Regions from separate parts of the Homo sapiens genome. Here all the other regions are linked to region 1. A link is a loop called in an ENCODE intact Hi-C map of the cell type or tissue named here. Cell type or tissue: endothelial cell of umbilical vein. All regions are shown on one strand. Each heading gives the region's core, and the rest is flanking DNA. Links, peaks and the distances in the headings are about the cores only.

Evidence for each region. Hi-C counts contacts between places; a loop is a spot of excess contacts. Peaks named below come from ENCODE experiments on the same cell type or tissue, not always from the same donor. Only the 100,000 strongest peaks of a DNase experiment are listed, where the experiment ranks them.
Region 2: it touches region 1 in a loop (6-fold over the local background); 1 of 110 quality-filtered maps calls a loop at or near these places.
Region 3: a loop joins it to region 1, with 1.9 times the contacts of the local background. A loop is called at or near these places in 1 of 110 quality-filtered maps.

Annotation. Positions count from the first base shown.
Region 1 is chr2:176,176,100-176,186,213 of GRCh38, forward strand. It overlaps HAGLR (HOXD antisense growth-associated long non-coding RNA), which reads right to left. Exons shown (of 3, transcript NR_033979.2): 2 at 1,233-1,395; 3 at 1-593. It overlaps HAGLROS (HAGLR opposite strand lncRNA), which reads left to right and starts at 2,067. Exons shown (of 2, transcript NR_110457.1): 1 at 2,067-2,154; 2 at 2,326-2,910. RefSeq lists an enhancer at 1,464-2,258. In endothelial cell of umbilical vein, for the core only: no CTCF peak of the experiment used is centred there; DNase peaks (open chromatin) are centred at 1,942, 2,132 and 2,922; H3K4me3 peaks cover 1,200 bases; H3K27ac peaks cover 1,628 bases.
Region 2 is chr2:176,414,037-176,424,524 of GRCh38, forward strand. No RefSeq gene overlaps it. Among named protein-coding and RNA genes, the nearest start is that of NRAL, 88 kb to the right of the region's middle. In endothelial cell of umbilical vein, for the core only: no CTCF peak of the experiment used is centred there; a DNase peak (open chromatin) is centred at 5,775; H3K27ac peaks cover 2,399 bases.
Region 3 is chr2:176,512,943-176,523,430 of GRCh38, forward strand. No RefSeq gene overlaps it. Among named protein-coding and RNA genes, the nearest start is that of NRAL, 10 kb to the left of the region's middle. In endothelial cell of umbilical vein, for the core only: no CTCF peak of the experiment used is centred there; DNase peaks (open chromatin) are centred at 3,459 and 6,079; H3K27ac peaks cover 1,407 bases.

The DNA.
Region 1 (10,114 bases), core at 141-5,140:
TCTTTGTACAGGCTTTCAAACGAGAGAGAGGAGAGAATACAGGAGGAGAATGTTTCCCCTTGGTGCAGCCCCAAGCTCCCTATCAGAGACACATCAGCCAAATTAGTTTCCGAGGCTCACAGGCTGCTAACATTGCTGAACAAGATTTTTCGAATTTCTATGTGTTAGGAGTATTAAAAGATAGTGATTACCTATACTAGCAGCCTTTGTCCCTTTTCTCTTCCCTAGTCTGTACCAGCCCACTGGCCCTTGAGTGAAGTGCATCTTCTCAGCCTGCGGACTTGGGAGCTCAGGCTCTCCATCTGTTGAGGTTTTTCATTAGGGAGACTACAGAGGATGTGTGTGGGTGTGTGTTTGAATAACAAAGAAGTAACCCTTCATTCTAATAAAAGTGTTCCTCTGCTTGACCTGGAGGAGCCAGAAGCTTGTTTATACCTTCAGTATTCAAGGGACAGTCACAGGCCTGTTTTGACCTTTTCCTGAGAATTAGCTGAAACTTCCCTCTGAAGTCAAGTAGTGAATCTGTTATAGGTCTAAGGAAGGTCCTCTTCATCTGGGAGTTCTTGGCATTACTTTGGTCCTTCTTTCAGAAACTGAAAGAAAAGAATAGGAAGAACAGAAGTTTGTGAGTAGGCAGGAAGGGACATGGATGACCCCAGTCTTCACAGGACTATGGCCTGATCACTTCGAGGCACTGCAACTTCCCAGAGTATATATGTAGGGCTTGGGTTGAGTGGCCCTGTTCCGACACTTTGGGCACAGGGAGCTGAGACTGGGCTGTCACTAGCCAAGCCCTTACCATCTTTGAGGGCTGGTTCTTAGATCTCTCTTGCAGAAGGCCTGGATAGAAAGGAGAAAGATTGGGTATATTGGGAGGCTGAGACAGGAGAATCGTTTGTACCTGGGAGGCAAGGTTGCAGTGAGCTGAGATCACACCATTGCACTCCAGCCTGGGCATCAAGAGTGAAACTCTATCTCAAAAAAAAAAAAAAAAAAAAAAAAAGATTGGGTACATAAGTCCTCTGCACTTTCTGCACTGGTGATGCTGGAGAGGAAGGACGGTGAATGATAAGAATCATCACAGAGGATGAAATCTTAGTTCTCATTGTTCCCTTCTTTTCTACTCCAGCTACAAATGCCCTTATCTTTGGAGTCCAAGGTTGGGAACAAATGGATTTAAGTACCTGGCCTAAAGCCTATTCCTAAAAACTTCCCTCAGGTTTCACACCTACCTTGGCAAGTTGGAAAGTGCAAAGACAATATAAGGGCCCATTTTCAGGCCAGGTCCAGCATGAAACAGAGTGAACAAAATTAGTTCCACACATTAGGGAAGAGCCAAGTCAGACGAATATCCAATCATTTGCAGTAGTAGAGGCAGGTGAAGGGTCCCCAGATCTGTAAGGCAGGAGTTACTGCATGAGTCTTTCTGTCCTAGATCTTGGGCAAAATGTCCTGATTGGTTCCTATAGCTAGTCTGGATTATTTTAAGGAAAGAATACTACCTGGAGAAATCATAAAAGCTGGGTTTTAACATTAGTAAGGGCCAGAAGAATTTAAATCCTAATTTAAACCAAAATTCATGGAGAGCTCTGGTACAGGCAGTGTTTTTACCTGGGAAGCAGGGCTCAAAACCTGGCCAGGAGGTCTTGTTGGGCCAGGAATGTCCGTGGTTGGTGAGGAGGCTGGGAGAAGGCCTTTTTGATGGCTCCATTGTTCACAGCGCTGCCCTACAAATACCATATCCGTCCCCACCTCCTCTGCAAGGGTCGAGCGGAAGAGTAGGTCTGGTGAGCTGAGCTCTAGGGAGCTGGTACCATCTTCCCTCAATCCCCCTCGGTTACCCCTTGGGGCAGCAACGACGCCATCCCAGCCCCTTCCAGAGAACACACAAAGGAAGCCCCACCCGTCCTTAGACCTGAGGACACGCTCGGGAGCGGGCTGACGTGGACCCCGTTTCAGGGCGCCCCGGGCCCCTGCGGGGAACAATAGCCGCCGCCTCCTGGGCGGTCTGGCGGGCGCGCGGCACAAACGTCCGCGCCGCCACGTGATGCGCGCGCTCGTTCCGCGCTCTCCGCGCCTCAGCGAGCGGCCAGGCTGCGGGCGGGGTGGGCTGGCGCTCCTGATCCACCTGGAACACTTTTGCAAAGACAGACGGTGAGTTAATCACCCTACCGGCTGGCGGCCGCGTCCCCTCTCGCCCGCGAGGAGGACTGGAGAAGGGGCTGGGGTGGAGGTTTTCTCTGTGTGTGTCTAGGGTTGGGGGCAGGAGAGGTTAGTTCTATTAAGAGTTCATCAATCACCCGGTGTGCACTTTTCGCTCGACAGCGGTTCCTCCTACTTCAGAGCAAGTCTGGGCCAGCTGGGATCCGACCAGAAATCGCAAGCGGAGGAGACGCAGTAGCGCAGGCTGAGCGCTAACTGAAGGCGCGACCTGAGCCCGGCGCCTGCTGGGGAGCTGCGCAGCCAGGACAGCGGTCGGCAGCACAGGGCCTGGGCGCAGGGCCCGCCGTCACCACCTCACGTCGGAAGCCAGCACTGCTGCCCGCCAGCCCTGCCGCCTGCCCTCGGACTTCCCAGGGCGCCCAGGGTCCTCCCAACGCGCCTGCACCCACACCCGCCCCTGAGCCACAGTGACCTTGCATTCCCCGCCCCCTGCCACACCTCCTGCGTGCCCGAGTGTCACCCTTAAATACCGCTCTACACCCAGAGAGGGACGAATACACCTCTGAAGACAGGGCAAGACTAATTTCAATGGGTCAGAAGGTTCTTGCAGGCACTGTTTTATTTAAGAGTGCCTATTTACTGGCAGGAGTATTTGTGTGGGAGGAAGTAGGCTAAGACTGCTGTTGAACTTGAAGCTAAACTTGAATGCCATTTAAAATAACAATAAAAATATACTTAAAACACCAATCACAATGATATGACTCACCTCTTTCCAGTGTGGAGGAAACACTCCAGTATTTTTACCTCCGTTCTTTCCGGTGTATTTTAAGAACACCCTAAAGGGATAGACAGTAAGTGTCTGAGGGTAGTCACTAGCATTAGAGCTGTTTACAGCAGGAGGGTTTGGTGGAGTTAGTGGTGAAGCATTTTTATAACCCTTCTGGAGTGGTCATGCTGTTCTCTTTGTAAATCCTAACAAGGTTCCAGCCTAGTTCCCCTTTTACCCTTTTTTGCTGCGGGACTTCAGCTGAGATGTTTCTGAAGTTAGTAAATGTGTTGCCTCAGGCCACAGAAAATAGTCCCTGAAGGAAAGAAAGCCTCAGCTTTGCCCCCTCTTCCTTCAGCCTTCTCTCCCTTCATCCTCTTGGGTGGAAAATTAACTTGCTTTGGAAAAATGTTCTACCATCTTGCTTCAGATAGATATAAGCTGAAGCATTAAGCCTCACACAGTGTCCTGAACTCACTGAGCAATGAAACTACTGGTCCTGCTGTCCTTGGTTCAGTCTGTTCCTCCTCCTTGCCTTTCACCAATTTCTAGTGAACAGCTCCTATACACACTGTGCTGGGCTCTGGGATACAAAGACAAGTCACTGATGGTGTATGCTCTTCAATCTAGTGGGGAAGAGAAATAATCTTAAAACAATATGACAGGTGCTATAACAGAGGTGTGGTCAAAATGTTCCTCTAATAAAAAAGGAGCCACTAGTAGTACTATAATGTCAAAAAAAATAGTTTCAGAGGAGGTGAATTCGGGTTCCTGAAACATAAGCGTTTTTCAGGCCAAGAAGGGAAGCCATACCAGGTAGAGAGGACAACTCATGCAAAAGCAAAGAGGGAGGAAAAAGCAAAGTCTGGGCTTGGAACAAGGAGAGTACTTTGGAGTGTGGTTATCCTGGCTGAAAAGAGAGGTTGCACAGGGTTCACGTGAAGGAGTCTGGACCTACTCTCTAGAGACTGGGGAGCCACTGCAGGTTTTAAGCTGGGATGTGAAGTTATGTATTTTGAAGCTAACTCAGGGATGCTGTGTCTGATTGGAGAAAGGAGAGACACGAGGCAAGAAGAACAAAATAGGAGGCAACCGCAACAACACAGCAGAGAGAGGAACTAATGTAACAAGAGTGAAGAGAAAAGACATTTAGAGGTAGAATTCACAGGACTTAGTGATCAATTGGATGAGTAAAAGAGGAGTTGTGGATGTTAATCTCTAGATTTGAGGGACTGAGTCACGTCATTCACTAAAATGAATAGAGGAGGGAGAAGAGAAGGCTTTGCAAGGAATCTAATGAGTTCGGTTGCAGTCTACACTGTATTTTCTGCTTTGCTACTGATACACTGTGTGGCCCTAAGCAACCCACTTAATCTTTCTGGACTTCAGTTTCATCAGTGAAAGAGTCAATAAAGATATCTACCTCATAGGCTTATCATTAGAGTTGTATGGGAATGCGTGTTAGATATTGGTATCTTCACCAGGTCCAAGTGAGTGTTCTATATAAAGCTAAAACCTAGGAAAAACACACCCGCACTCACACCATGCTGATGAATACTTAGATCCTGGGTGTCCAGTGAGAAATGTCTTAGAGAAATTAAAAACAACAACATCCTACTGCTTCCTAGATATTGAATCCAAGCTAATGTTTAGGACTAGGTCAGATCAAATTGCTATTCAGAGCCCTCTCCTTCAAGAGCGGTACTTGCTGGAGGATTCATGCAGTAATGTGTTCTTGGTATCAAACCACTAAAGAGGTCTTTTAGCAGATGTCAGAAAGCTTCAATGCTTTTTTTTTTTTTTAAAATATCATGTGTCTTTCAGGGAATGCTTGAAGCCACCTACTCTCTTTTGAACCTCCTTGAGCCCTGTGTGGAATGGTGTAGTATAGAGAAGAGTGCTGAACATCTGACTTTGGCCATTTACACCGGGTGTGATTACAGCAAGTTGGTTATCTTTTCTGTGTTAGTATTATCATTTGTAATACAGAATTATGAAAGGCTCAAGATAAGGAAGAGAGATATTTTGGGAGATGTTATAAGAGTAAATAAAAGGTATTATTTTTCACTTATCAGATTGGCCAACATAAAAACTTCAACATCCCATTGACTTGGCAAAGGTGTGAGGAGACAGGAACTCTCATATATTGCTGATAGAGGTATAAATTAATTTATTTCTGTGGAGAAATGTATTAAAACTCACAGTGCACATATCTTTTGACTAAATCATTTCACTTCTACAAATTTTTCTAATAGGTAAAAGCTTGACCATGTGTTTGTAATAGCAAAAGGTTGAAAACAAGCTATATGCCCACCAACAGGGAATGGCTAAATGAATTGTGGCAGGTGTATACAGTAGAACAGTATGAAGTTATAAAAGTAAACCAGGGCCAGACGCCGTGGCTCACATCTGTAATCCCAGCACTTCGGGAAGCCAAGGCTGGCAGATCACTCAAGCCCAGGAGTTTGAGACCAGCCTGGTTTTGTAGAGATGAAACCTTATCTCTACAAAAAATACAAAAATTAGCTGGATGTGCTTGTGCATGCCTGTAATCTCAGCTACTCAGAAGGGTGAGGTGGGAGGATCACCTGAGCCCCGAGAAGGTTGAGGCTGCAGGGAGCCATGATTGCACCACTGCACTCCAGCCTCAGCGACACAGTCAGACCCTGTCTCAAACAACAACAACAAATCCAGGAAGTTATGTGTGGATATATATGGAATGGTCTGAAAGATACAATAGGGGGAAAAGCATGGTGCGAAAAAGTCTGCCTAGCATGCTACCATTTGTGTAAAAACCTGTGGAGTACACACACACACACACATATATATAAATTATGCTAGTAAAAAGTGTCTCTGTAAAGATACACAAGTTGGTTGCTTATGTGAAGGGGAACTAGGTAGCTGGGAACAAGAGTGGGAGGAAGACTTTTCACTGTATACCCCTTTGTACCCTTTGAATCTTGAAGCAAGCATATTTAAATTTATTACTCTTTTGAAAAAATAAAAGAAGTCGGGCACAGTGGCTCTCACCTATAACCCCAGCACTTTGGGAGGCTGAGGCAGGTGGGTCACCTGAGGTCAGGAGTTCGAGACCAGCCTGGCCAACATGGTAAAACCCCATCTCTACTAAAAATACAAAAATCAGCTGGGCATGGTGGCACAAGTCTGTAGTCCCAGCTACACAGAAGCTGAGGCAGGAGAATCACTTGAACCCAGGGGGTGGGGGTTGCAGTGAGCCAAGATCACACCACTGCCCTCCAGCCTGGGCAACAGAGCAAGATTCTGTCTCATAAAAAAATTAAAAAAAAAAAAAAAAGGAACAGAGCAGAGGGTGCGGGGAGGGAGAAGATCAGGAAAAATAACTAATGGGTACTAGGCTTAATACCTGGGTGATGAAATAATCTGTACAACAAACCCTCATGATACACGTTTATCTATTTAACAAACCTGCACATGTATCCCTGAACTTAAAAGTTACAAAACAAAACAATGCCATTACTCACCCTGACTAAAATGATAAAGGAACAACAACAAAAAAATGTTTAGTACAAGTGACCTGGGTGTGCCTGTGTGTGTTCATATGTGTCCTTATTTGTACTTGCTCTATCCAGCAAAATTAATCTTGGGATACCTCTTGTTTTATTCCCCCAGGGCCCTGATGCTGATCAACCTCAACGATAATGAGGGGATTCTTCACTGTTGCTTGGTGCTGGGGTCACAGGTCTGTCTCTACCCTCTCTTCTAGGAGGACTCAAGATGAGGCTACAGAAGTCTGGCAGAGCAGCAGGCCTCTCAGTCAGAACCACTGACTGTGTGGCCTCCCGGAAATGAGTGTGCCTTCTTGAACACTGCTGTGCTTGCTTGGGATGGAGGCCTGCCACAATGCCAAGGAGTAGCTACTATATTTCTTCCTCTTTGCAGACTGTGAAAAGGCAATGGACTGTGGAAAGTCACGAGACCCAAGGTGGTTCCATTTTTTGCAGGATGGCTTTGCCTTTTAACCTCTGAGTAAAGTGACTTCCTCTCTAAAATTAGGGGTTTGATTTAGCTTATCTGGAAGGTGTTTTCTAGCTTTGACATCTTAGGCTGTGAAAAGTCAGCCTTTAGCCAGAGAAAGAGTTACTGCTTAGGCTAAGGGACATTTGGCCCCCTCTGGATCCCTGGGGCTCAAAGGCATATTCCAATTTGAGAGATGGAAGAAAAAAAAGGCTGAGTCCTCTCTCTTCAGATGCCCATTCTCACTCCTTCCTTCTTCCCATTGCCTCAGAACCACTCTAAATTTTCTCTGAAGAGACTGGGAGAGACAAATCTCTTTCTCTTCCCACCCCACTGGCATCATCAAAGCCAAGGTAAGGAAGTGGCAAGAAGCAGAAGTGAGCCCAGTCTCTGCAAAGCACCAATTGGTCAGCAAAACTTGGGAAACTTCCAACTGACCACTTCTTAAGGATATGCTCTAGAACTTCAGCCGAAGTAGACTTAAGTTTTACCTTGACATTGACCTCTCTGCAACCCAACAAACCTCTGGACACTTTTTAGGTATACTCATGTGCCAGCTAGCCATGACCTCTCATCACTCATGGTCCCTCCCATAGGAACATCTCCTTTCTTCCCACACGGCCCCCTCCCACCCCAACTCCTACAGCAGAATTATTCAAAGTGTGGTCCCAAACAATCTTGCTTTAGGATCACCCAAAAGTCTTGTTAAAAAAAAAAAAAAGGATTCCTAGGCCAGGCACAGTGGCTCATACCTGCAATCCTATCACTTTGGGAGGCTGAGGTGGGTGAATCACTTGAGCCCAAGAGTTCAAGACCAGCCTGGCCAACATGGCAAGACCTCGTGTCTATGAAAAAATCAAAAATTAAAAAAAAATTCCTGAGTCAGACTATTAGGTAAAAATCTCTGGGGGTGACTCAAGAAACCTGAACTTTTAAACAAGATTCTATGGTGATTTCTACCCACCTGATGTGGTTTTGGGAGGCAACAATCTAAAGATATCCTTCAGCCAATATTAGTCACGGTAAAGACACACCATTCTGTCCACTCTGCTTACGTCCAACAAACACTTTTGAATGCCTCCATGTGTCAATCACTGGCTTGACCAGTAAGCCTTTCATTCACAAAATTCTCAGGGAAAGGCACAGCACTTTAAATGGTTTTCCTCAGGGAATGTCATATTGTCAGATTTCCAACAGGTTTAGAATTCTTGTCCTTAGGACTCCTTTGCATCCCTACCTCCATCCTAGGATGACTGAGGGATGCTACAGAGAACTGCATCTTAATCTTCACTTTCTCTTAATGTGGATTAAGAAAAAAAAGACACCCACCCTTTTTTACCCCAACAAACAAGATTTTCTGTGACTTGGGGTTAGGAAGCCAAGCGTTGCAATGTGCTCAAGTGCCTCCAAGCGGTAACACAGTGGGACTTGTCTAGAGGGCTTACCCGGAGCTTCTTGAAAACAACTTAAAACACACAGAAGCAATCCCTGCATTTTGGGAGGGTGAGGTAGGTGGATCACTTGAGGTCAGGAGTTCGAGACCAGCCTGGCCAACATGGCAAAACCCTGTCTCTACTAAGAATATAAAAATTAGCTGGGTGTGGTGGCATGTGCCTGTAGTCCCAGCTACTTGGGAGGCCGAGGCATGAGAATCGCTTGAACCCGGGAAGTGGAGGTTGCAGTGAGCCAATATCGTGCCACTGCATTCCGGCCTGGGTGACAAACCGAGACTCCATCTCAAAAATAAAATAAAATAAAATAAACACACAGAAAACCAGACTGCCACCCTTTATCACTTCTGTCTGCAGAAAAGAGGCTAGTTATTAGAAAGGGAGAGAAAGGTAGTCATGAAAGGGATAGGGAGTGGGTAGGGGGTGGCTGCTGTGGTGAGCAGGATGGGAGAGATTTCAAAGCATTCCTACATCAAACACAAGCTGGCAATTGGGCCCCTCTGCTGTCACCTCCCGTGGAGAACTCAGCACCAGGACCCAGCAGAGCAAGTGACCCTGGGGAATTCATGGCTTGACAAGTAATAAAATTAGTAAGACATTTCTCCCATACTTGGTGAACATCTAAGAGACAAACTTTAATGTTACTCAAAATATGCTATATTCACATCTTTCTATATTTCCCCAATAATATCTTCCAATTTCTCCTTAGATAATTATACATTAAGATTCCTCTAGAGTAGATTTATAGTATAGCTAAAACCTGTGTCAGAAATAAATCTCTAGCTCCTTTGGTTTAAGACTGTCTTTTCCCTAGCCTAACTTTCTCCTAACAAAATGTCATTACATAGTAAATCCTTGGCAAACATCTGTTGAATTTGAGTATGAGATGACCAGAGTCATGACTTCCAACCTGAGCAAGTCAAGAACCAGTCCAAGAATGGAGATGCTAACTCTGAGCCCCAAGGTGTGGGATATGCCAAGGATTTGGAGATTAAGGGAGTGGAGAGAAGGGTGAACAGAATGTAGCTTTCTTTTTGTTTGAGACGGAGTCTCGCTCTGTCACCCAGGCTGGAGTGCAGTGGCATGATCTTGGCTCACTGCAACCTCCACCTCCTGGGTTCAAGCGATTCTTCTGCCTCAGCCTCCCAAGTAGCTGGGACTACAGGCGTGTGCCACTAATTTATTTTTATTTTTATTTTTTTTAGTAGAGATGGGGTTTCACCGTGTTAGCCGGGCTGGTCTTGATCTCCTGACCTCGTGATCCACCCATCTCAGCCTCCCAATGTGCTGGGATTACAGGTGTGAGCAACCGTGCCCAGCCAGAATGTAGTTTTCTGTATGCGATTATCAAAGAAATGCTATTGGGTCTGAACAAATATTGAACACCTCTCCCTCGCTCTCACCCACAGTTGTGAAAACAAAACAAAACAAAACAGTATTTTTAAAAACTTCATTCTTTTTTAGGGCACTTTCTTCCCTCAGAAAGGCTAAATCTCCAAAATTTTACTTGATGGAGCTAGTGTGGATAGCTCATGGGTGCATTAAAGTCAAGGCCTAATTATATCATGAAGGACCCAGCCTTTGCCCCAAATGCCCAGGAGGAAAAACTTAGTCTTTGTTGCCATGAAAGCTGCCAGGACACCTAGGCAGCCTGATTTTTCTGAAACCTTAGAGAAAAGGCCCTTAATTTGAGGGGTTTTGGTCAGACTTGCCGGACAGTCAGGCTGACTCTTCTGCC
Region 2 (10,488 bases), core at 3,496-8,495, 240 kb after region 1:
TCATCTTTCTGTCTGGAGCTTTCAAACTTAAGATGTTATTAGCAAGTACATGTTATTCGCTAGTTTATTTGAAAAGTATTCAATACAAGCCCTTATACCTCTTCTTCCAAACTCAAAGGAACGTTAAAAACTTTTATGCTGTTTCTTTTGTTTAGGTCTTTTGCAAAACAGCATGAGAAAGATCATTCTTTTTCTTCTAGAATGAAATGTCTGTATGGGTGAAAGGAAGGAGTTTGGATACCCTAAACTTTTCTCAGTTTTGTCATAAATATCAGTACATAAGATAAAACCAATGCCATCAAACACACACCACCAGAACATTCCTCAAGCAGAGTTAGACTGGGGCAAAATGCTCACTGTAAATTTTGATAGCACATAAAAGACTTTAATGTCTCTAGGTCCACAAAGCACCAAGAAGTGGCAAAAATGACAATTGTAATGGAAAAAGAAAAACACAATTCTGTCACGTTCCAGAATTTTAAATTATGTCAGGTTTTAGATGCATTTTGGTAGCTTTACATCCATAAAGTTCTAGGAAGTAGTAAAAACAAGAACAGTTTTTAAAAATTCTGACACGTCCCAGAAAGTTCTAATTGTGTCAGATTTTAAATAATTTTTTTTCTTTCACAGATAACATATATTTCACAAACATACACATGATTCACTAGATGTTTATGATCATATTTTGGTGGGATGGAGGCCTGAGAAGCAAATCACATGAATATCTTTAAGCATATTACTGTAGTTACCGACTTCTGGGAACATGAACTGAGGTATTACTCATGATGCAAAAGTAACATGACTTTCCTGTTTTTGCTGCTAGTTTCCTATTAAACAATTGCTGCTGGCAGCCATAATAATGTTGTGAACATAAAGCTTTCTTCGTCTAACATTCCTGACAAGTGCTTGATTGTCCAGAAAAAGCCATCTGTATGTATCTGAAATCTTGTAGGATGCTATGTGTCACTATTTTTTCACAAAGAAATGTCTGCATCGGGGTGTAGGTGGTCTCTAATGCATTTCTTTAAGTGTTGATTTCTTTATAGCCAGTCACAAGCAGATGCCCCAAATGAGTAAACCAGTATTGAATCCTTGAACCACCAGTCCTATTAGCCATGGGGTGGATGAGCTTCCAAGTACAAAGGAGAGGGCAAAAGTGGGATCCTTTCTTCCTCAGACTCAATAATTCTCTTGAAGTGGTGGTTTAACAGGTGGAAAATGATGTGAAACTTTAAGAACAACAAGTCAAATGCATGGCGAGGCTCCAGGGATTTGTAAAGGGATATGGACGTTTCTAGTGCAGATTACCAGGTCATCAGTTCAAATGCAGCTGTGCTTAGCTATCACTAAACATGGTTATGCATGATGACTGCCTGGGTCTGTTGTGAAGTGGGGTGGTGCTCTTGGTTCCCTAGTAGACAGCTGGGGAGCTGAAAACCCAGCTAAGAGGACCACGATTTCAATTGGCACTCATGGAAATTTGAACTCACCAGGAGACCCAGGCTTGCTGAACCCTCAACTCTCTACCTTCTTAAAGCATCTCCTGGGCTCTGCAAGCTCAGGACGTGTGCTGAAATAAAGCACATCCTGTGACTGTGTGAATGGCATTAATTCTGTCAGCCCAGAGAAAATCTTTCATGCATGGATCCAGCTGGCCGGTAATCGAGCCGGTGAATAGAGGACTTGGCTTCCCAGTTTGACTTCTTGTCTCTGAAAAAGTCACACAGTTCTGAATTTCCTCCAGGCCCCTGTCTCACCCCAAAGTGCCAAGAGGTGTCCCAGGAATTACCTCCAAGAGTGTCATGGTGCAGTCCTTGGATGCGGCTCAGTTGCAGTAGGATTTGTGTAAATGTATATACCATGTTCACAGAATCTCCAATTCTGTCACACATTTTTTAGGACTATGACTGTGTTGGAACCCAGGAGCCAGGGCTCAGCTTCCCATGAAATAACGAACAGTTTTTAAAAGACAGGAAAGTAATCACATCTTTGGTAGTCAGGTTAGGATTATGCTATTCAAGCCAGCTCTGCGCAGAGACAATAGCAGCTGCTGGGTTCCCTGTAGTTGGAGAAACAGACAAGCGGAATGCTGTCTTTCTATGATCCCCATGCCTGCTCTGACATCCATCCCAGACCAAAGAGTCTAGGGGCTGGCAGAGGCAGCTGTGGCTAGGCAGAAAGAGCAACAGTTTGGGGTTTTAGAACATTGAGTTACAGTCTTTGATCTGCCAAGAATAATCCTGGCTAGTCCCATAGCCTCTTTAGAACCTCAGTTCCCCCATCTATAGCCTTTCTATTGCACTAGAAAGGCTTCTGATGTGGTTTCCAACATGCTATTTTAAAAACAATTTGAATCCTTCAGAAGACAGGGCTATAAAAATAGAAGTAATTATGACCTAAGCCACCAATAGTAATTAAATTAAATAGGCTCATAGTGAATGAACAAAAATTTATTTGTTGTGTAGAAACCTGAGGATGTGTTTATAAAGTTTAAAAAGCAAAACCCATACTGGCATTTAAATAAAGATTGCTCTGTAAAACGTGTGCATGTGACAAAGACTGCACAGAAAACGGTGAAAGTGGCCATGTGAGTGGGAGAAACACAGGTGTGGTTTTTATTTTATATAAATTTGTTCTAACATTTTATTTGTTGCACCCATTATTTTTTTCAACAACTAAAAACAAACTTCCAAAGTGCTTTTATCTTTAAATTTACTTTATGGAGGTAGTCACACTGCCTTTAGAAAAACTTTATTAGACTGCACTTACTACATTATCTAGAAAATAACACATTTATATGCCTATAGATTCATCTGCCCCCCAAAACCACACAAAACAAAAAATATAGATGTCTGGTTTTGTCTTTCTCTATAAATAAAAGGAGGCAGAGACAGTAAATATAGAAAGGTGGCATGTTACATTACCATAACACACCAGAAACCCAAGGTGAGGATAAAAGTGCTATTTATCAACCCACTGAGAGCTATGATTCTGTGGATTTTCATGTCTTCAGTGTTACTGGAGCTTAGATAATTCCAGAATTTTATTCTTTATCTTAGAACTTCATCTTTGGAAAGCTTTTTAGTAAAACTAGGAGGTAGAGTAAAGAAGGTATGAGCCTGATGGGGAACAAAGATAAATGAGTGAAACATGTGGAGTATCCATACTCCAAATAGAAACAGAAGGCAGGGGAAATTTCAAATTCAAAGGGAATACTAAGTGTCAAGATACTCATCACTTCCACATTCATGTACTTGTTTGCAACCCTAGCTCAGGCAACACCACCTGATTTCTGTTTAGTATCTTTCCAAAAACACCATTCCAGGTCAGGAATTCATTTGTCTCATTTTAAAATAGAAATTTAGTAGAAAATAAAATAGAAGTAGACAATATTAATATTATATTTCTTTTCATCTTGAGTATATTTCTTATTCTCTCTGTGTTTCTGTTACCTCTTAAATACATATCCATGTATTTATTATTAGGTATCTGTCTTTGTAGATAACATAACAAAGGTTTGTTAGCATTAAAATAAATCGGATATTATTTAGGGTGAAGAATACAGCATTTCTCTCTTTTAATTCAAAAATTTTCAAAAAACAGTCTGGGTTTCTAAGAGAAGTATGACGAACATTTTCTGACACTTAGCCTATTCTAGGCTCTGAGCTATGTGCTTTAAATGTTTTATACCATTACCCCTCATACCAACTATCAGAGATAGAGGTTGTTCTCAGTTTACAGGTGAGATGACTTGCTCAAGGTCTTGGAGCAGGGAGTTAAGCTACACCTGACATGGGAAACAGGTTAAAATTTTATACTGTACAGTTTGTGAGAAAAGAGTAGCTTTCTTTGTTTGGTTTTTCTTTTTTTATTACACTTTTTTCTATTTTTTATTATACTTTAAGTTCTGGGATACATGTGCAGAACATGCAGGTTTGTTACATAGGTATACACGTGCCATGGTGGTTTGCTGCACCCATCAACCCATCATCTATGTTAGGTATTTCTCCTAATGCTATCCCTCCCCTAACCCCCCACCCCCTGACAGGCCTTGGTGTGTGATGTTCCCCTCCCTGTGTCCATGTGTTCTCATTGTTCAACTCCCACTTATGAGTGAGAACAAGCGGTGTTTGGCTTTCTGTTCTTGTGTTAGTTTGCTGAGAATGATGGTTTCCAGCTTCATCCATGTCCCTACAAAGGACATGAACTCATCCTTTTTATGGCTGCTTAGTATTCCATGGTGTATATGGGCCACATTTTCTTTATCCCTTCTATCATCGATGGGCATTTGGGTTGGTTCCAAGTATTTGCTATTGTGAATAGTGCTGCAATAAACATATGTGTGCGCATGTGTCTTCATAGTAGAATGATTTATAATCCTTTGGGTATATACCCAGTAATGGGATTGCTGGGTCAAATGGTATTTCTGGATCAAGATCCTTGAGGAATTGCCACACTGTCTTCCACAATGATTGAACTAATTTACATTCCCACCAACAATGTAAAAGCATTCTTATTTCTCCACATCCTCTCCAGCATCTGTTGTTTCCTGACTTTGAGTGAACAGGCAACCTACAGAATGGGAGAAAATTTTGGCAATGTATCCATATGACAAAGGGCTAATATCCAGAATCTATAAGGAATTAAACAAATTTACAAGAAAAAACAAACAACCCCATCAAAAAGTGGGCAAAGGATATGAACAGACACTTCTCAAAAGAAGACATTTATGCTGCCAACAAACATATGAAAAAAAGCTCATCATCACTGGTCATTAGAGAAATGCGAATCAAAACCACAATGAGATACCATCTCACCCAGTTAGAATGGCTTTCTTTGTTTTTTAAAAAAGATCTTGCCCTTAAGACACCACACCACTGATGCTGGAAGAAAAGTGCATATTTGTCAATTAAGGAAACGTGAAAGAGAATGAGTTAGACTGGAAAAGAGGCCTTGAAATGCAAAGAGATAAAGAGAGATAAAGGTATCTCGGCACATCAGACTTACGCATAACAAAGTAGGTTATAGGTTTTGCACATCTGAGTCCTAGTGTATGAATTCTGGCTTGGCACGCAGGAAATTGTGGGTGGATATTGTGACGGGGCTTCTGTGGAGAGAGTGTCCCTACTCTCCTCTACCCACCCAGCTTCAGCCTGGGTTGCCTCCTCAATGTCAGAGACTCCAATAGCACCCCGTGCTTCTCATTTGCAGAACCCCTTGCCCTTCCGATTACTTTTTTTACATCCATCTCCCCAGCCAGGTCAGAGGCTCTAGGTGTGCTGTGACCATCTCCACTCATCACCATGGAACACCTGGCATACGGGGCCTCAGGCAAAGCTGCTAGTGGAGGCCTTGGGCCACCCCCTTCTCTCTTCCCACACTGGACACCCCAGTTTCATACTCAAGCTCCATCCTCTTCCACTTAACCACAGCTGGTCCTGTGCCTCCTCCTTGAAGCCATTTGGACAGGGAATTCTGGGGTCTTGGGTACCTGGAGCAGGGCCTAGAAATGGAGGAATGTGACCAGGGCAAACAGTGTATATTGTGGGGCCCAGGGCAGAGGCCCTGATTGCCTGAGTCTACAGGCAATGTTGCCAGCATTCCAGAAACACTGTTGTGCATGTGACGAACATTAATAAACTGCAGCACTGCTACAGAGAAATAACATGAAGCCAACTCAGAGGGCCCTGAACAGCAGGAAGCGGTGTACAGGCTTTGCCGGAAGAGAGGGCAGGTCTGAGGGGCAGCAATGGTAGAGCCTGAATGAAACACTCACTGTAGCTTACCATACTCTAGCTATTATTTTTCCATTACTTTTCTATAACTTTTAAGGGCAGAGAATGTTCCTTTTCATTGCAGAGGAAGTTCCATTTACTTGGATGTTTACTAAAGGATAATCTCAAGCTTCCCAGTAATGACTCAAACAAATAGAATTTGGACATTCTGAGAATAACCTAGACCCTCAGATTTTTTCCCAATCTGTCACTAGTAGTTTGTACACCCACACAGCATGCCTAACACGTTTCTGATAATGTATTTAAGGTTCAGAGTGAAATTTCATACTCTGTGAAATTTAAAAGCAAGGTAAATTCTTGTTTATACAGCAGTGCCTATAGGGTAGAGATCAATGAAATGGGGACATCTGAATGAAACAAATATAAAACCCAAACAGAAATTTTTACTGTATGAAAACAAAACCATCTTTTCTATAGCTAGACCAATGCTATATGTCAGGATGATTTTGAAGTTAAAGTTTAGGGCTAACAGGAAGTGAGAGCATGAGGTGCTGAGAGAATTCTTGTGAAGCAGTAGAGAAAGTTCCTGGGAATGAACCAGAATACCATTTGTTTTCCTCCATTGTTTTATTTTAAGAATAATTCTGAGAGATTCAGAATGTGCTTCATTTATAGAAGGAGAAAAAAACAAGGGAATATATATTCAGTAGACAGGAACTCCATTTAAAAAAGAATTGACAATTACTTAGAAGTCAGGAAACCAATTTTCAAATCAATACCTTGTTTGAGAAGGATAACGTGATGTAGTGTCAAAGTAGGAAGCATTATCAAAGCTGCATTTACTTTGCATCAGTTTTTAAGCAGTCCGAGTCAATGCGGAAACATCTGAGAAAGGAAGGTCAGACAAAAAGGAGTTACAATCTGAACTAAATCTTTATGCTGTCTTAGCCAAACCTTACCATACAGGACAAAGCCAAAAATCAAGTTTGAGTTGCGTTTATAACTCACATTTGCTTAGTTGTAGCCTAACTGCCAAAGAACATCTCCATCCAAGCCCTACCCCTGCCCCTGGAATAAACAGCATAACTACAAACAGGAACAGCCGCAGAATTGGGTCCCTTGTGTCCCACTCAGATTCTTGGTGGCATTGCAAAACACAATTTGAATATTATTAAAGGGGACATAGACAACAAAAGGAGGTTTAAAGTAAATTACATGAAATGAGTTTTTATCATCTCTGCTTTATTTGGTATGTGAGAAATTCAATGCCATCTACATATGTACATCACTGAAGAATAATTTCAGCGTAACCAGCTGAAGGAGCAGAAATATCTTTAATTTGTGGAATGATTAATCATGATTTGCATATCATTATCAAATCAAGAAAGTGCTCAGTAAAGTGCACTCTAAGACAAAGTAAAGACATAGACTGCTGGAACGGAATGATGAAGGAACCAAATTTGTTTTTTCAATATTTGGCACAAAGCCTTTTCCCATTCGTTTTAAATTACTAGGAAAAGTAAACGTTTTGGTAAATGCTTCAGAGAGATTTATAGGGGACCCTAAATGCAGTCTACTTGGTGACTGACTCAATTTTAATTCCTTTGGTTCTTGGTTGCAGAAAGGGCAACATTGTTACCACTTGCCTGGTCAAAGGTTACACTTCCTGCCCTCCATCAACCTGGCTGGGACATGTGAGTATTTTTAGATACTACGCAGGTCACCTTCCAAGGGGAATCACTCAGGCTAACCATCTGATTAAGAGGCTTTTGTAATGAATACTGCGGCCAGGTATGCAATTAGCACAGCACTAGCTCTCCCTTGTTTAATGAAATGCATACTAGGTGCACATTCATGGAAGAGCTAAGTAAACAGCCAAATAGTCATTCTTTCTTTTCAAAACTTTTAACTACTATTTTAATTGCATTTTTTTATATATATAATACAAAGTTTTCTGTTCACATCCCAGGGAATTTGGAAATTCAGAGTGCCAGATTTGGGTTGTTGTTTCTCCTAAGAGGCTTCCACAGGCGCAGCTTGAGTCATTCGCTTTCAGCTCAATGTTAATACCCATGGCCATGCATGGGTGCTCTTCCCCTATGATCTCTGTTAATGGAGAACCCTTACTGAGTGCTTACAGGAGCCAAGCACTGTCTTAGGCTCTTGACTTGCTTAAGACGATCATTCTTTCTTTCTCACAGACAAGGAAACTGAAGCCAGACAGCTGAGAGCCTGTGCCCTCACCTGGGACCCAGATCAACAAGACTGGGCCAGAGCAAAAATAGTGAAGACTTCTGAAGTTGTCCTGGGTTCTCCAATATCCCCTCTCTGTTTTCCCTGTAGTAGTGTCCCTCTCCTCGCCCTCAGACACTAAAATGCTGGACTCTAACCACCATCCCAACTCAAAGCAGAGATTTGCCACCTTAATTTCCTCAGCTCAGGATGGGCACTGTTGTGGTACCACCCATGGGTGTTAACTTGTTAGCTTGGCCAATCTAGCCTCACATCCTCTGACTCTAGGGATCATTTCAGGGTGTGTGCATGACCCACAATAGTCCAATCAGAGTTGAGCTAGGTCCTGGCGACAACTGTAAGGCCCAGTCTGGCTGGATCTGCAGCTGGTTCTACCCGTGGTCCTCTCAGCTATGTGACCTGATGAATTCCCTTTTTCCTGAAGTAGTTTAGATTGAGTTTTCTGACATTTGTCTCAGAAAGGAGTCCTTGTATCAGAAAATAAAAATGTTGCCCAGTGGCAGCGAGAAGCCACTGTGATCCTTCAAAGAAGCAGAGGGGTGGGGTGGGTGTTGTGACAGATGAGGGTGAGGGGAAAGAGACTTAACACTGAAAAGCTACAACTTCGACATTTATTTTATCATTTAATGCCCCCAGTGATCTTGTAAAGAAGGTGACATTCTCTCTAGTTCACAGATGAGGAAACTGAGGCCCAGGAAGATTCAGTAATGTCACTCATTTCACAGTTTATAAGTGGCTGATTTGGCCTTCAAACTGGGCCCACCTGGCCCCAAAGGCCACAAGTGACTTTCTGCCACTCAGTGCTGCTCCAGAGAGTGCTGTGTAAGATGGAGCACCTGGGCAGTGAAATTCTCCAAGGCACTGTACGTTTGATGTGCCATCTTCAAAGTACTCAACGTGTCATCTCATTTGCTGGGTGTCGTGGATGAGGTGGGTGAATATGATGGGTAGATGTTATATTCACTTCTTGGAGATGAGCTCCTGTCATGAGAGTGGATAAGATTTGGGCTAACACTTTGGTTGTAAAGATTGAGAGGAAGGAAACAAATATGAAAATGTGATGCATTCAAAGTAGTAATGTTTTGCTGTAAGAGGACTCACAGAAGACAACGTGGACTTAACATGGCTCTTGGATTTTTTTGTTTTTGGTCTGGGAGGAGTCTGAAATGCGACAGTTGCCTGGTAATGAGTATGAGGGCACTAGGTTGAGGAAGGAAGAGGACATTTTCTCTTTCTTTCCCCCCGCTTTTTTTTTTTTTTTTGAGACAGAGTCTCGCTCTGTCACCCAGGCTGGAGTGCAGTGGAGTGATCTCGGCTCACTGCAAGCTCTGCCTCGTGGGGTCAAGCGATTCTCCTCCCTCAGCCTCCCGAGTAGCTGGGATTACAGATGCCTGCCACCATGCCTGGCTAATTTTTGTATTTTTATTAGAGACGGGGTTTCACCATGTTGGCCAGGCTGGTCTCATTTTTCACATTTAATTGACGGCAAGGCAAATATTTAACATTTTAAATGTTGTACTGTGAGTACAGTTCTGTACCAGGTGCTTTGAGAATATTAAAGAGAATTTTGTTGAGGAAGCCAAAATATACAGAACCAAGGAGCAATTAAATAGCAAGACATGAACAAGAGAAGATAAAAACACATGTATGCATATGTTTGGAGTACACCAAGGGTAACAGGAGGGATCATGAGTTAAGTGGGGCTGGCCAAACGCAACTTTTTGTATCTCTTGAGTTTTAAGCTGAGATCCTGAGAATTAACCTCATCAGTAGAAGTGGGCAGGAAAGATATCTTTTATTATAGTAGGAGCAAATTTAGGTGGCCTTTTATTCTACTGAGCAAAAGAAAGTCGTAGCTGGGTCTCTGGAGAAGGGGATGCTGGAAACTAGGGTTTGAGCCAGATTTCCACTGTGCCTGTCTGAAGAGCAGACAGGGAAAGGCAGCCTATCATGAGGTTGCTATTAAAGTCCTGGAATGACACTGGGAGGCTTTACCTAGAATGGCAGCTGGGAAAACATGGAAAAGGTGAATCCAAACAAATAGGGATTTGGGCAACTGTCCTTTCTGGCTCAGTTGCTCAAGGAAAGTGTACACCATTGGGAAGTAAATCAGACTGGGTCTTATTCATCTTCCCTTAGTGTCTGGCACTCCGGGGATATTGATATGTGTTTACTAAATGAACAAGTGAATGAATGAATGAATAAGACTGACTCAACTGGGAGGGTACCTTAGAAGCAGGAGCAAGATAATAGCTATTGATCAATGGCTGGAAGTTACGAAGAGTTCAAAAAGATTCAGAATGGAGTAGGGCCATTTTTCTTTACAGAAGTGAAGAAGTCATTAACTGGATGGGAATTGTGGTTTCTTTTGCGGTGGGGCAGGTGGAAATTATGCTGGAAAGGATGGATCTCTTTGGCTCATTTACATGGCCTGGTTACACCAGGTCTTCAACTTCCACACCAATCAATATTTATATCCTTAATGCTCCCTGGCTTCCCT
Region 3 (10,488 bases), core at 3,182-8,181, 340 kb after region 1:
AATACATTCTGAAAAATGCATCTTTAGATGATTTTGTCATTGTGCAAACATCATAGATTGTACTTATTACAAACCTAGATGGTATAGCCTACTACACACCTAGGCCAAATGATATAGCCTATCGCTCCTAGGTTACAAATCTCTACAGCTGTACAGGATGCTGAATACTGGAGGCAATTGTAACATAAGTAGTTGCATATCTAAACATATCCAAACATAGAAAAAGTACAGTAAAAAATATGGTGTAAAAGAAAAAAGATGGTACACTCGTACAGGGCACTTAGCATGAATGAAGTTCACAGGACTGGAAGTTGCTCTGGATGAGTTGGTGAGTAGTGAGGGACTACGAGGGCCTAGGGCATTACTGTACACTGCTGTAGGCTTCATAAACACTGTACACCCAGGATACACTAAATTCATAAAAAACTTTCTTCAAAAATAAATTAACCTTAGTTTACTGTAACTTTTTTACTTTATAAACTTTAAAAATTTTAAAAACTTTTTGGCTCTTTTGTAATAACACTTAGCTTTAAACAGAAACACATCGTACACTTTACAAAAATATTTTCTTTCTTTACGTTCTTATTCTATAAGCTTCTTTCCTGTTAAAAATGTGTTGTTGGTTTTTTGAACTTTTTAGTTAAAAATAAAGACACACACACACAAACACACACACACACACACACACACACACACACACATACATTAGTCTAGGCCGACACAGGGTCAGAATCATCAATATCATTGTCTTCCACCTTCACATCTTGTCCCACTGGAAGGTCTTCAGGGGCAGTAACACCCATGGAGCTGTCATCTATGATGATAACGCCTTCTTCATAGCTCCTGAAGGACCTGCCTGAGGCTGTTTTACAGTTAACACTTTCTTAAAAGTCAAAGGAGTACACTCTAAAATAATGACAAAAGTATATTCTAGTAAATACTAGGTGATGGGAATTTTTTAGCTCCATTATAATCTTATGAGACAACCACTGTATATGTGGGCCATCATTGGATGAAACGTCATTATACGGTGCATGAGTGTATGTGACACAGAAATAATCTAAAGAGCCCAGTGCAGTGCTTTATCAGTCAATAGACAAGAGAAATTGACCTTAACATTTTTCATTGAGATATAATTTACATTGACAATGGGCCAATTTTAAGGTACAGTTCAATGTGTTTTGACAAATGTATGTAGCCATATAACCGACGCCACAATGAAAATTATAGAAAATTGCCACCACCTCAAAATATTCTATTGTATCCCATTGCAATTCCCTCCCTACTCCCACTTTCATTTTTTGTAGAATTTTATATGTAGTCATGCGCCATCTGAAGACATTTCAGTCAAGGATGGGCCACCTCTATGACAGATTATAACGGAGCCGAAACATTTCTATCATTTAGTATTTACTATACTGTACTTTTTGTCATTATTTTAGAGTATACTCCTTTTATTTATTAAAAGAAAACACCCACATTCACTGTAAAACAGCCTCGGGCAAGTCCTTCATGAGGCATTCCATAAGAAGGCATTATTATCATACGAGATGACAGGTCCCTGCATGTTTTTGACCCTGAAAATCTTCCAGTGGGATAAGATGTAGAGGTGGAAGACAGAGATATTGATGATCCTAACTCCGTGTTGGCCTAAACTAATGTGTATATTTGTGTTTTTGTCAAAAAAGTAAAAAATAAATAAATAAAAATAGAAAAAACCTTATAGAATAAGAATATAAAGAAAAAATGTTTTCATACAGCTGTACAATGTGTTTGTGTTTAAAGCTAAGTGTTTTTACAAAACAGTCAAAAAGTTAAAAAATATTTTAAGCTTATAAAGTAAAAATGTTGAAGTAAGCTAAAGTTAATTTATTATTGAAGAAAGATTTTTAAAATAAATTTAGTGTAGCCTAAGTGTACAGTGTTCATAAAGTCTACAGTATACTACTGTATACTACATTATACTGTATACTACATATACTGTATACTACAGTATACATATACTACATATACTGTATACTACAGTAATGTCCTAGGCCCTCACATTCACTCATGACTTACTCACTGACTCACCCAGAGCACCTTCCGGTCCTGCAAGCTCCATTCATGGTAAGTACGCTATACAGATGTATTATTATTTTCTTCTTTTACACCACATTTTTACTGTACCTTTTCTATGTTTGGATATGTTTAGATATGCAAATACTTATTATGTTACAATTGCCTCCAGTATTCAGTACGGTAATATGCTGTACAGGCTTGTAACCTAGGAGCAATAGGCTATACTATTTGGCATAGGTGTGTAGTAGGCTGTACCATCTATGTTTGTGTAAGTGCGCTCTGTGGTGTTCCCACAACGACAAAATCATCAGTATGGAATGCACGACTGTAAATGGAATCAAGCAGTGTATAGTTGTTTGTGTCTAGCTTCTTTCACTTGGCACAGTGCTTCTGATAGTCATCCATGATGTTGCCAGTATCAGTAAGTTCCTTTTTTATTGCTGAGAACTATTTCATTATGTGGATACATAAATATTTTGTTTCTCCATTCACCACTTGATAGACATTTGTGTGATTTCTAGTTTTTGGCTATCATGAACAAATTACTATAATTATTTCAGCATAAGTCTTTGTATGAATATGTGTTTTCATTTTTATTGAGTAAGTACGAAAAAGTGGGATTGCTGAGTTGTCTGGTAAGTCTGTGTTTAATTTTACAAGAAACTTCTAAACTACTTTCTAAAATGGCCACACCATTTTGCATTTCCACTAGCTGCATATGAAATTTCCAGTTGCTCAACATCTTTGGCAACACTCAGTGTTATCAGTATTTCTAATTTTAGTTAATCTAGTAGATAGGAAGTAACATCTTATTGTGCTTTTAATGTACATTTCCCTAATGATGAGTGATGTTCAGCATCTTTTCATATGATTGTTTCTTGGGTGAATAATCTGTTTGAATCTTTTGCCTATTTGTAAAATGGATTTGTTGTTTCCTTATATTGAGGTGTAAGAGTTCTTATATTCTAGGTAAATGTTCTTTAGATATATAAATGGAGATTTTGCAATATAATTTCCTGGTCTGTGGCTTGCTTTTTTATTTTCTTTTGAAATGTAAACAGTGTCTTTTGAATTGTAAAGTTTTAATTGTAGTTATACCACAGAGGCAGGATGGATCCCCTCCCCAGTTTTGGTTTAGATGTTGGTTTAGATGTGTGATACCACACATGCACCAAGAATATATGAAAAAGTTATGGCTTGCAGAATGAGACTTTCTTGGGAGAGCAGGGCAGGCTCCTAAGCAGGTTTAAAAATGGCTTGAGAGAAAGCAAGAAAAGAGTTTGGCTTGGCTTTTACTGTGATTAGGGAATGAGGTTGGGGTGAGAGTTCCTGTGCATGAGAGCCAGGGCTTGCATATTTTGAACTTCCCGTTGGCAACAAAGGTAGGTGCACCTGGGTTTTCTTATCAGCTAGCCCAGATGTGGGGCAGAGGGGAAGGGGAAGTGGTGGGGCTTGAAAGATTTCAGCAGTCAAAATCAACCATCCAAATGGAGTCAGGCTCTTTATTATAGTTTTGATTTTTTAAAAACCAATTTATCATACTTTTTATGTGGTTCATTATTTTTGTGTGTTCTATCTAAGAAATATTTTCCTAACCAAAATAAAACAATTTTCCCTTATGTTTTCTTCTAGTAGTTTTATAGCTTTAGATATTACAGTTAAGTCTTTGATCTATTTTGAGTTAGTTTTTGTATATGGCATGAGGTATGAGTCTAAGTGTTTTTCTTCATATGGATGATCAATTTTTTCAGGACCATTTATTGAAAAAGACTACCTTTTCCCACACTGAATTTTCTTGGCACCTTTATTGAAAATCTGTTGGCTATAGATATGAGGATCCATTTCTGGACTGTCTATCTCATTGATTTATATGTTTATATTCACACCAATACTACACCATTTTTACTACTGTAGCGTGTGTCTGTGTGTGTGTGTGTAATTTTATTTTTTAGATGGAATCTCACTGTGTTGCTCAGGCTGGCATTGAACTTGTAGGCTTAAGCAATCCTCCTGCCTCTGCATCTCAAGTATCCAGGACTACGGGTCCACACCACTGTGCCCAGCTATAGTTTTATAACGTGTCTTGAAAATGGTTATCATAATCCTCCAAATTTGTTCTTCTTTCCAGAATAATTTAACTTTCTACATCTTCTTTTGCATTTCTGTATGTGTTTTAAAATCAGCTTTTCAGTTTCTACAAAGATACCTCTTGGGGTCTGATTGAAATTGCATTGAATCAATAGATCAATTTTGGGAGAACTGATATCTTAACAATATTGTGTCTTCTGATATATGAACACGGTTCATCTCTCCATTTATTTAGGTCCACTTTTAATTTGTGTCAAAAATGTATTATAATTTTCAGTGTAAAATTTTACATACTTTGCATTTTTTCCTAAGATTTTATATACATAGATTTTGAGCTGGAGTGCAGTGGTGCCATGTCGACTCACAGTAGCCTTGACTTCCCAGGCTCAATTAATCCTCCTGCCTCAGCCTCCCAAGAAGCTGGGACTATAGGCACATGCCACCACACCTGGCTAATTTTTGCATTTTTTGTAGAGATTGCATTTCACTATGCCCAGGCTGGTCTCCGACTCCTGGCTCAAGCAATCCACCCACCTTGCCTTCTCAAATTGCTGGGATTACAGGTGTGAGCCACCACACCTGGCCAGAGTTTTATATTTTTGATGTTTTTGTATTAGTATTTTTTTTTTCAATTTCAAATTCAAATTGTAGAACTTTTGCTTCCATCCAAAGTGGAGTAAACAGGGATTGGATCTATCCCCTCAACTGAAACAGCTAAAAAGCTGAACAGAATATATCAAACAATGGATTTCAAGTCATGGGACATCAGGTATTGAAAGACAGTGATTTCTGAGTGATGCAGCACAGTGAGGAGAGCCCAGCTCACCACCAGGTCATGGCAGAGGGAGCAGCAACCCAGGCAGGGCCCAGCAGTTGCCCTGAGTTGAGTAAACAGAGATGGGAGTTCAGGGAATTCCGCTGGGCGTAGAGGTGTGTGCGTGTAGTCCCAGCTATGCGGGAGGTTGAGACAGGAGAATCACTTGAGCCAGGGAGGCAGAGGTTGCAGTGAGCTGAGATTGCGCCACTGCACTCCAGCCTAGGTGACAGAGCAAGACTCTGTCTCAAAAAAATGAATAAATAAAATTTAAAAAAAGTAAATTTGAAAATATAGCACCCATCCAAAATGAAACTCAGAGATGAAAACTTACTGAAAAACTAAAAAGAATAGAGCATCAGTGAGCTACAAGACAACTTTGAGTCTTAATGGGGCGGGAAAAGGGTATAGAGGGAAAACAGATAGGGATTACCAAGGGACACAAGAAAACTTTTAAGGATAATGGGTATGTCCATTTTTTTATTATAGTGATGGCTTCATGGGTGTGCATATATATGTGTGTGTATATGTATATATATGTATACACATGTATGCTAAAACTTACCAAATTGTACACTTTATGTACAGTTTATTATTTGTCAATTATATCTTAATAAAGCTGTTTAAAGGTCCCAATTATTTGTTGATAGTATGTAGAAATACAATTAATTTTTATTTATCAACTCTGTGTCCTGCAACTTTGCTAAAACTCACTTGTTCTAATAATGCTTGTTATTGCTACTATTATTGTTGTGATTAAAATCTACACTATCAATGAGAAAATCATTATCTCATTATCAATGAGATTTAATGCAGGTGTTAGGGCTTTACAAACTGTGAAGCACTCTATGAGTATGAGTTATTTTATTAACTATAATAGAAAAATCAAACTTTTATTCTTTTAGGCACCTATGCAGAGGGTTTCTCTGTAGAAGAAGGCCCAGATAAACTGGGATCTTCGCCATCACATGAGAGCAGTAATGCACATAGGACTCTAACCTACTCATGGGCCAGGCTGCCATCCTTCTCTAACAATTGCAGGAAATGGACTTAGATCCCTTTTCCTTAGAGCTCGTGTGTGCCAGCTCCCCTGCTGGGGAAGCCCCTGCATCCTGTCTGCTCTGTATTTGATGCTTGGTGATAACAGGCCTTCATACTCCAAGAGCTGGGAGCTGCTCAGGACAGAGGTATTTATAGGTTCTCTGGAAATGCCTGCTGAATGTACCCTGGAGGCTGGCTGGAGAGCTTTCCCTTGCAGCGCTGCTCAGCTCCTGGACTGTTGTCAACGCCAGCAGAGCAGGGTAGAGAGTCTTCTACAGAACCAGGCTCACTTTCCTGGCTTGCTTTCCATATGACCATCTACAAAAGACCCTCTTCACCCACTGGCCCTGTTACCGCAAAGCTATAGTTCTATGTAACGGCAGTTAGTGTTAGAACAACAGATTTCATTTACCCTTTATGAGGAATTAATTATTCAGTGTTGGTAAATTTATTAAGAATTCTCCATGGGCTGCCAAGAACAAAGCATTAGACTAGAGCGCAAATTAGATGTGCTGAAATCCATGTATTTATATTCTATTGTTTTCTTAAAGCCATGAACGAATATTATTTCATATGGACATGATATTTCTTTAGTCCTGTCAAACATTTGATGTATATTTGGTACATTTGAGTTTTTCCTTGTTTCTGTAGACAGCAATGTAACAAGCTAGGCTTCCAGCTATTCCTCAGGGGCCTTAGCTGAAATCACAGCCCTGATTTTTCCTCTTATGGAACTCATCTTTGCTCCAAATGTCTTCTTGAGCAACACAGAGTTTAGCAATGGGTGAACTCATTTTCTTCAAGTTCAAAAATTATTCAGATGTGAAGATTTTTGAAATTTAAGGGGATTCTTGGTTTCTACATTAGGTCACCCATGACACAGTGCAACTTCTGTTTTTGCTTTTGTTTTTGTTTTGAGACAGACTCTCCCTCTGCCACCCAGGCTGGAGTGCAGTGGCATGATCTCTGCTCACTGCAAGCTCTGCCTCCCGGGTTCACACCATTCTCCTGCCTCAGCCTCCCAAGTAGCTGGGACTACAGGCGCCCACTACCACGTCCAGCTAGTTTTTTGTATTTTTTAGTAGAGACAGGGTTTCACCGTGTTTGCCAGGGTGGTCTTGATCTCCTGACCTTGTGATCCCACCTGCCTTGGCCTCCCAAAGTGCTGGGATTACAGGTGTGAGCCACCGCACCCGGCCCGCAACTTCTGTTTTTAAGTGGGATATAAATGCTTTAAAGAAGCTTGTTGAAAGGCCTCAGAAGATTTTGTGGACATCAAATAGTTTTTAAAGAACATTTTGCTGGTTTAATTATAAGAAAATAGAAAACATGCAGATCAAATTGACCCTAAAACACACGATTTTAAAAATTAAGGGCAAATAATTCTGACAGAACACATTTTTCAAATCTAAAACACATGAACAAAATCAGGAGGACTGAGGAATTCAGGTTATATTAATAGCAGTTGGACTAATGATATCAGCCATACAGAACTTCCGAGGAGACCACGGGCTGCTTCCCTGTGTTGCCTCGGACCTCATCACCTGGGATCCTGTTTCTCACCTCAGTTTTTAAAATTTTATCCTTTTAAATGGACCAAATACTAAATCTTTCCCCTTGTCAAGTGTTTGTGTTTTTTTCTTAGATTCTAAAGAAAATTACATGCTCTTTGAATTCCTTAAACATATAGTTTGTTCCCAAGCAGATTAGGTTCTTGTCTGAAGGAATTTGATGACTTTTACTCTGTTTGGCTTCCTAATTGTCAGAAAACTGGGTGCACCTATGAGTCACATAATTAAGAAATCCCAATATTTGCAGCTCCATGACACTGCAGTGTTTAACCATTTTTAGCTGCAGAAACTTTTCTACAAATAGTAGATGTATTAAAAGACACCTGCCCTGGTGGGGCTGGGACGGTGTCCCCTCCTCTCCTAGTGATCGTCCTTCTGTTGCGCACAGCTTAGGGCTACTCAGCAGATAACAGATTTGCTCGAGGTACCTTGTTTCTGTGTGTTTAGTAAGTTTTATGCATGTACTAGTCATTGCCTTTGAAAATTATTTGTGAGTGTCTTTCGGGCCTATCATGAAGGTGCCTTTCTCCAGAGAAGTTTTGCTACTGCCTGGCACTTGTGAGCATTACTAATCCTCGACCACCTTAAACAAGTTCAGGAGTTGAGGCTCCTTGGAAGCTCCAGGCAAAACAAACCCAGGTGCAAATTCACATCAGGGGTGGCCTGTGGCTATAAAGTCTCAGAGATGGATACTTTTTCTTTCTTTTTCCCCGCTTTCCTTCCTTTCTCTACCTCTGGATGTATTAGAGGCTAATTGACTTACGGTTGATACTTATTCTGAGGGTGTAGTCTTTGGGCCCCATTTAATGTGAGGAAGGACTTTTTCCTCAGACTTCCTTCTTGCATTGGCCCTGAGCCTTAACTTCTGCCCACCTCTGCATAAGACCAACAAAGTTCAGCAGATGTCTTCTGCATAAAAGCGTCTGTGGTGCTCAGGTCTTGCTTTCCTCTCTTGCTTCCCTCTTTCTCTTAGGTTTGGGCCTGGTAGTTCCTTACAGCTTTGTCAGCTTGTTGACATTTTTGTGAAACTTTTTAAATTAATGTTTTATTATATATTTTTAGTTTTTTTCTGCAGGAGATTTCATCTGAAAAAACCTGTCTCACCATCTCTGAAAATAGAACTTCTCTAGATATTAAACTGAGTTGACAGTTCCCAAGCATCTGATAGTCAACTAAATCTTACCGCAAGGCCCTGCATTAAATCAGGGCTTTCAGATTTAGAACAAGGAGATCATTTTCTGCTTCTCCTATACTGGTTGACAACGTATGTTCCACCATTTTTCATTAATAAAATTGTATATTAGAGATTTTATAGGAATCCTGTTTTATCTCAGCCCTATACTAGGCAGTACATGTGATGGTATAAAATATGATTTATTTCCATATAATTCTAAGGAATTTGGGATGCTGTTTATTTTAAAGAATACATTTAATTGGCCTTTAGCTTTAGGAAATAAACATTTTTAAAGTGAATTATATGATGTCATTAATTTATCCTGAGCAGAAAACTAACTCTAAGTTGAGAACAATAGTGTCAACTCCTCCAATATGGAATTTCCCCCACTGTGCCCGAGTTGGCATTAAACCAGCTTCCATGCTCCACCTCTCTCATCAACAGAGTCTACCCTGCTGTCAAATGATTGTGGGCTCAAGCTCACAGCCAGTCATTTAAACCTCCAGCATTAAAGGGGGTTTCAGGAAGTAAAATCAAAATGCTGAAAACAGAGAACAGAACATGGGCACTTGTATGGTATCTTTCTGGAAACAAGGAGGCTATACTTGAAGAACAGTGGCTAGCAGCCTCAAAGAAAGGGAAATTTGAGGAGAAAAAGAATAATTTCCTGCGCCCAATGACTCTGTTTCTGACAATGGGCCTTCTCATGGGCTAATCTCTATGCATGGGCCTCAAAGAGCAGCCACAGGCCTGGAAAGCAAAGAAGTGCTTTGTGATAGGTGCTCAGTGGGATTTGTTCAAATGAATGAAGGCATGAGCGAAGAAACAAATGAACAGAATGCCCTTTCCTTCCAGACTAGCAATCTTTCTTCTGCTCATCAGAGAGCAATTGTCTCCATGTTGCTTTCTAAAGTGCTTCTTGGCTTACTGGAAATACATCATTCTTTCTTCACAATTCATGCCCTATAATGGTATTTTTCAAAGTGTGGCCCACACACCATCTACATCCAAATTACCTGAGGTGTTGGTGAAAACTACAGATTCCTGGGCCCTATTCTACACCTACTGAATCAGCATTTCTGGGGATGGGCTCAGGAATCTGCACTTTTAACACACTCCATGTGATTCTATTTTACAAAGAGGTTTGAGGAGATTCTATTTTACAAAGAGGTTTGAGTAGCATTGCATTATGTGAACTGTATTATTACCATCAGTAAACATTTATGAAGCAACCACTATGTTCATTGCAAATTTTAGTCTTCACTGTATGAAAATCTGTAGGAAGTCTGTAATCTGTTCTATCATGTTGTTTGATGCTTTCTAATGTTGAATGCATCTGTTTGCCTTATTACCACAGTCATCTTTATTAAAAACATTCATACACATCCTGTATCATGATGAGTTTCCTATAGAATGAGAAAAACAGGTAGAAATATTTCCCTTCAAACTCTAGACAGAAAATCTGAAATATGAGAGTACCATTGAGGATATAAAGCTTAGAACCTAGCTAAAGAGTTAAGGGAGAAGGGAATTGTTCCTTTCAGTTTTCTGTAGTTTGGAAGTTCCTTCAATCCTGAAATAGTAATTTGTTTAAGCAAGTTTGTCTGATCTTTGTCCAATATGGCTTCACATAATAAAATGAAATTCCTTTTATGAATTCTAATCAGAATTCCTTTTACGAATTGACACAAGGTAAGTCCAGACTATTTGGCTTGGCTAATTCTCTTTGGTAAGAAAAA